2 separate regions of the Homo sapiens genome follow, and region 2 is linked to region 1. The links are chromatin loops, found by intact Hi-C in ENCODE. Cell type or tissue: K562. All regions are shown on one strand. Links, peaks and the distances in the headings refer to the core of each region. The heading gives the core; the rest is flanking DNA. Region 1 has its middle 6.1 kb from the start of RPP25. Region 2 overlaps C15orf39 (chromosome 15 open reading frame 39).

Region 1 (2,906 bases), core at 184-2,683:
AGGCTGAAGTGGGAACCTCAGAAGTCCTGGGATAAAGGGAGGGGTGGCTAGGGGAGCACCTCAGAGACAAGGCCCATTTCAGGAGCCGACTAGTGGCAGAGTGGGAGAGTCCCTCTTGTGAAACCCCATTTTTCCAATAGTGGTCTCTACCCAGGAGCTTCCTGGACCCAGCCTGGTGCTTGCCTTGGCCCCGCCTTGGGATACTTCCAGACTAGGAGCGGCAGTGAAGTCTCACACCTAGAAAACTTAGGTCACAAAAACAAAATCCATTTGGAAACATAAAAGTATATAATGCAAGGCCCAGAGCTCATGGTCGAATGAGTGATGGACTTCCACCTGAGCCTTCATTCATTCAACAAGTGTTCACTGTTGTACCGGGACCCAGTCTAGAAATGGGCTGGGGCTGGGTATAGAATCACAGCATAATCAGACACTGTACCTCAAAGAGGGCCGAGTCTTGGCCAGGTGTGGTGACTCACGCCTGTAATCCCAGCACTTTGGGAGGCAGAGACGGGGGGGGGGGGGTCACCTGAGGTCAGGAGCTTGAGACCAGCCTGACCAATATGATGAATACAAAATTAGCCGGGCATGGTGGCGGGCGCCTGTGATCCCACCTACTTGGGAGGCTGAGGCAGGAGAATCGCTTGAACCCAGGAGGTGGAGGTTGCAGTGAGCTGAGATGTGCCATCGCACTCCAGCCTGGGCCCATCTAGCACAGTGTGATGATAGAAGATGGGAGCTCTGAGAAGGGGAACTTACCTTGCCCAGAGGTGCTGATGGAGCTGGTTCTCCAAGGATCAGGAGTTAGCCAGCTGACCAAGACTGGACAGGGAGCTCCAGGCAGAGCATAGAGAGCGGGTGTGTATGATGCTGAGGCTGCCACAGGTGTCTGATGGATAGAGGAGATGGCAGAGGGTAACGTGTAGAGATGCAGGTGAACTAGAGTGCTAGGTGGGAGCCAGGTCACAGGGAAGTGAGGGAGCCGGTGGGAGCCAGGTCACAGGGAAGTGAGGGAGCCACTGGGAGCCAGGGAGTGCTCTGAGCCCAGATCTGACTGGTGTTTGAGAAGGATCCCTCTGACACCTGTGTAAGTGGGAGTGGATTGGAAGGGGGTCTGATTAGACCCTAGAGACAATGCAGGGATAAGAGATGAGACATCGGCAATGCGGAGGGAGATGGGAGCAGATGTGAGAGCTACCCAGGCTAGGTAGGATTTCACTGCTATTACAGCCAGGAAATGGGAGGGTTCTCCTTGAGCATTAACCCTGCCTGGCCAGGACTTGGTCTGCCTTTCTGGCACCCCAGGGGACGTGCTATGTCAGGACCAAACAATGGAGTGATTATTTTTTGTGGGAGGTGGGAGTACCCAGCTTCAAATTGGTAAATCTTTAAGAGCTGTTGTCCATTGCCATGAATCTGCCAGAGTGTATTCACTTCACTGTTAGGTGCATACCTGGGCCAGACACACACACTGCCTACCCCCACCACCCCTTGCCCTTCATCTCCCAAGCTGATTAGTTCAGTTTTGGTCATTGCTATGCCCACACTGACCACTAGGTGATGCTCTCGTCCCTCTATTTCACTGAGATGTTGAAACACTCGCAGGTCTCCAAGAGAATGGTAGTTAGAAAGGCAAAGGAAAGGAAGGAAGGGAAGGAGAATGAAAGAGGAGGAAAATGCAGCCACAGGAGGGTCTCCTCAAAGGCATCAAGTTTCTTCCTTTCAGAGCACAGATACTGGTTTATAAGTGTGTCCTCATTAGTCTTATCTTTTGGCTATTGGTCACCCTACTAACCCATGAGCCCGTGATTGACTGGATCCTGCCTGCCTTGCTCCTTGCCCAGCTCCTGGCACATGAGAAGCTCTTAGAGAGTTGTTGATTGAATGGACTTGCCGCTGGCCAGGCACAGTGGGTCATGCCTGTAATCTCAGCATTTTGGGAGGCCAAGGTAGGAGCGCTGATCACTTGAGCCCAGGAGTTCCGAGTCTAGCCCTGGCAACATAGTGAGATACCATCTCTACAAAAAAAAAAAAAAAAAAAAAAAAAAAAAATTAAATAGTTGGATGTGGTGGTGTGTGCCTGCAGTTCAGTTACTCAGGAGACTGAGGTGGGAGGATTGCTTGAGTCTGGGAGGTCCAGTCTGCAGTGAGCCATGATCACTCCACTCTTTCAAACCAACAAAAGACTTTCTGAGCCAGGTTTCTGAACTGTTCTGATGTCACATTACAATTCTTAACCATCCAACCAATGGCCAAAGCTGCCCCTATCTCTTCCACAGCTTCTCATCCCATCTGAGCCCTTGGGTACCCCTGCCTTTGGAGAAGCTAGGGTCACCATGGCAATTGGGTTTGTATATTCAGCTTGAGGATTCCAGTGTTGTTTCTGACACCTGAATATTATAGGTGCTATGAATTGAATTTCGTGCCCCCCCACCAAGACATGTTGAAGTCCTAATCCCTGATACCTTATTTGGAAACTCTGGCTTGGCATGGTGGCTCATGCCTGTAATCAATCCCAGCACTTTGGAAGGCCGAGGCAGGTGGATCACCTGAGGTCAGGAGTTTGAGACCAGCCTGGCCAACATTGTGAAACCCCATCTCTTCAAAAATACAAAAATTGGCCAGGCGTGGTAACTTATGCCTGTAATCCCAGCTATTCAAGAGGCTAAGGCAGGAGAATGACTTGAACCCAGGAGGTGGAAGTTGCAGTGAGCCACCAGATTGTGCTACTGCACTCCAGCCTGGGTGACAGTGAGACTCTGTCTCGAAAAAAAAAAAGGAAAAAAGGCTGGGCACGGTGGCTCACGCCTGTAATCCTAGCACTTTGGGAGGCCGAGGCGGGTGGATCACCTGAGGCTGGGAGTTCGAGACCCGCCTAACCAACATGGAGAAACCCTGTCTCTACT
Region 2 (2,906 bases), core at 275-2,774, 250 kb before region 1:
GTGGTGGGCCTGGGTAGGAGTGAGCCTGGGGACTGAAGGGCAGGAGCTCAACAGGGCTGGAGTCCTGCATCTTCTCAGGGCCTTCTGCTGGCGAGCGGTAGAACAGGCAGTTGGTCAGCAGGTTGTCTGCCTGAAGTGGGGGTCCTGCCATACCGGTAGAGTACAAGGGTGGGTATGGGGTCCAGGACGCCAACTGCTCAGACTCGGCCTTAGGAGTACCTGCCATGGGGCAGGAGAAGTAGGACCCCTTGTAGGTGCAGGGATCCTGGTTACCAACAGAGTGGGGCAGGCTGTGCTCGAGCCCGGAGTCTGTCTCTAAGCGGGGCAGCTTGCCATACATCACAGGCCCCAGGGTTCTCAGGGGTCGCTTCTCTGCCATCGCTGTGAAGGCTTCGAGCCCTCCTAGGCCCCTGCTACTCAACTTCTGACCTGGGATAGAGAGAGAAAGGCAGGGGCTGTCAGGAAAACAGGCTACAGGCAAAGCAACAGAGGGCTGCTGCTCTCATCAGCTCACGGCTACACCTAAGAACCTGGCGCTTAAATGATGCTCAGTTAAGACTGTGAGTGCATGAGCCACGTGACAGAGGTTTCCAACTCGTGTATGTATTTTTTGAGGCAGGGTCTCACTCTGTTGCCCGGGCTGGAGTGCAATGACATGAACTTGGCTCACCGCAGTCTCAACCTCCTGGGCTCAAGTGATTCTCCCAACTCCCAGGTTGCTGGGACCACAGGTGCCTGCTACCACACCCGGCTCATTTTAGTATTTTATGTAGAAACAGGGTCTTACTATGTTACCCAGGCTGGTCTTGAACTCCTGGACTCATGTGATCCTCCCATCTTGGCCTCCCAAAATGCTGAAATCACAGGCATGAACCACCTACTGCTCCTGACCCCAACTCGTATATTTTAAGCTGCAGAACCCTTTGTTTAATGAATTATTCTACACAGAACCCCCACCCATCCCCACTCCAGGAGCCCCTTCTGTTCGATTTTCCTCCATACAACTCCCAAGATCCCCTCCTTCTTGGGATTTCAGAATTTGTAGGGGCACTGGGTCTCAGGGTCACTTGACATACCCTGCCGCCACCCCCTCATATACAGATGAGGAGACCCATTCATCCCAAAGTCACCAATGAAATAGACACAACGAGAAGCAGGCCTCCTGCCTCCCACCACAGGGTCCTATTCCAAGATGCCACAGTGATGCCCACTGCAGCCAAAACATGGAATCTGAGTATTGTCTACAAATTCACAGATTTCTTGTGACACTCCTCTGACCTGCTGATCTTGTCAAAAATGGCAGAGTCGGGCCTCCAGCCCAGGTCCCTAGGCCCAAAGCCAATGCTGAGATACTGGACTTGGCTCTGGAGAGCAGTCCCCTAGGAGAGGTAACTGGGGACATCAGTCTGTACAAGCCACACCCCTCTCGCCCCACTCCTCCCCCTCCGCAGGAGTCAGGGCAGCCCAGCAGATGGTGCTGCAGCACCAGCAGGAAGGTCCCAGAGCATGAGGAGCCTGGATCCACCCCCAGCCCCCAAGCTGCAGATGGCGATTCCTAGGCACATGGCAGGGTGGGGCCAAGACAGCGTCAGGGGCGTGTGTGAAAGTCCAGGGAGGTGGCTAGGTGCTGTGGCTCACACCTGTAATCCCAGCACTTTGGGAAGCCGAGGTGTGCGGATCATTTGAGGTCAGGAGTTCAAGACCAACCTGACCAACATGGTGAAACGCTGTCTCTACTAAAAATACAAAAAAATTAGCCAGGCATGGTTGTGCATGCCTGTAATCCCAGCTACGCTGAAGGCTGAGGCAGGAGAATTGCGTGAACTCAGGAGGCAGAGGTTGCAGTGAGCCAAGATTGTGCTACTGCACTTCCAGCCTGGGCAGCAGAGTGAGACTCCACCTCAAAAAAACACAAAAAACAAAAAACAAAACAAAAAAAAAGAAAAGAAAAGAAAAGAAAAAAGTCCAGGGAGGGAGGCCCCAGGGGCCAGAGTGCTACTTAGCCACTACTCCCATTGTATTGATGGAAAAACTATGTGCTGAAAAAAGACAAAGCTCTAAGACAAGACCAAGGAAGGATGGGGACTGAGGCCCCTCAGGGCAGCAGGCACCCAGTAACCCGTTAGGGGCTCATCTGAAGCCTGTCTTCTGGGGCCACACTGACCTACCTCTACCTCCCCCAGCCAGCACCCTATTCCTGGAAACTCTCAGTAGCTTAGAAAGGACCACCTAGCTCAATCTTGCTATGATTAGGGCAAAGTGTCACAGGTTTCAGTGACTGGCAAGCAAGGACCAGCCCTCTCCTTGCCTCTTCTGGTTGGAGCCAATGACAGCCACAGGCTGAGTTAGACCGGCACATTTTGGGGTTAGAAAACACAAGGCTAGTGTGGGGGCCAATGCCCACTTCCACCAAGGCAGACCCAGAAAGCAAGCTGGTTCATCTCCTGGACAGAACCCCACACCTCAGGCCAGCCTAGAGAAGACACAGAGGGGCCATTAGGACACAGGTGACAGTCCCAACAGCAGTGTCCTATGATAGAAACCTGCTATCGAGGGGTGAAAGCCCCCATCTCACTCCACAGCAATGCTGTGAGAAGGAACTGTAGGGTTTTGAAGTGTGGATCCTCCCCACCTCCACCCTTGGGACACTCTGGGTTAAGTACTGACTTTGGTCTCACCTCCCCCACATGCTTCTTGGGGTCTGCTGGGTCCCCACCCCCACCCCAGGAGTCCCTCTCTCCTGGGTCTCAGCCCATGGAATACCCTTTGCTCTGGAGACTTCTTGAGGCCCCTATCTGGGACCCAGTCAATAGACAGGAAACCACCTGGGACCCTCAGGAGTCTTTGTGGGAGGGGTGGCGGCTTCAGGGAGCCAACAGAGAACTCTTAGGGGTGTGGGAATGACC

The links. A loop is a pair of places that touch in the nucleus more often than their neighbours do. Peaks named below come from ENCODE experiments on the same cell type or tissue, not always from the same donor. Only the 100,000 strongest peaks of a DNase experiment are listed, where the experiment ranks them.
Region 2: it touches region 1 in a loop (3-fold over the local background); 45 of 110 quality-filtered maps call a loop at or near these places.

What each region holds. Positions count from the first base shown.
Region 1 is chr15:74,949,215-74,952,120 of GRCh38, reverse strand. No RefSeq gene overlaps it. Among named protein-coding and RNA genes, the nearest start is that of RPP25, 6.1 kb to the left of the region's middle. RefSeq lists an enhancer at 1,385-1,434. In K562, for the core only: a CTCF peak has its summit at 1,558 (motif pointing right); a DNase peak (open chromatin) is centred at 1,560.
Region 2 is chr15:75,203,522-75,206,427 of GRCh38, reverse strand. It overlaps C15orf39 (chromosome 15 open reading frame 39), which reads right to left. Exons shown (of 3, transcript NM_015492.5): 2 at 1-429. The coding sequence starts at 379. Among named protein-coding and RNA genes, the nearest start is that of C15orf39, 3.1 kb to the right of the region's middle. In K562, for the core only: a CTCF peak has its summit at 1,474 (motif pointing right); a DNase peak (open chromatin) is centred at 1,487; H3K4me3 peaks cover 778 bases.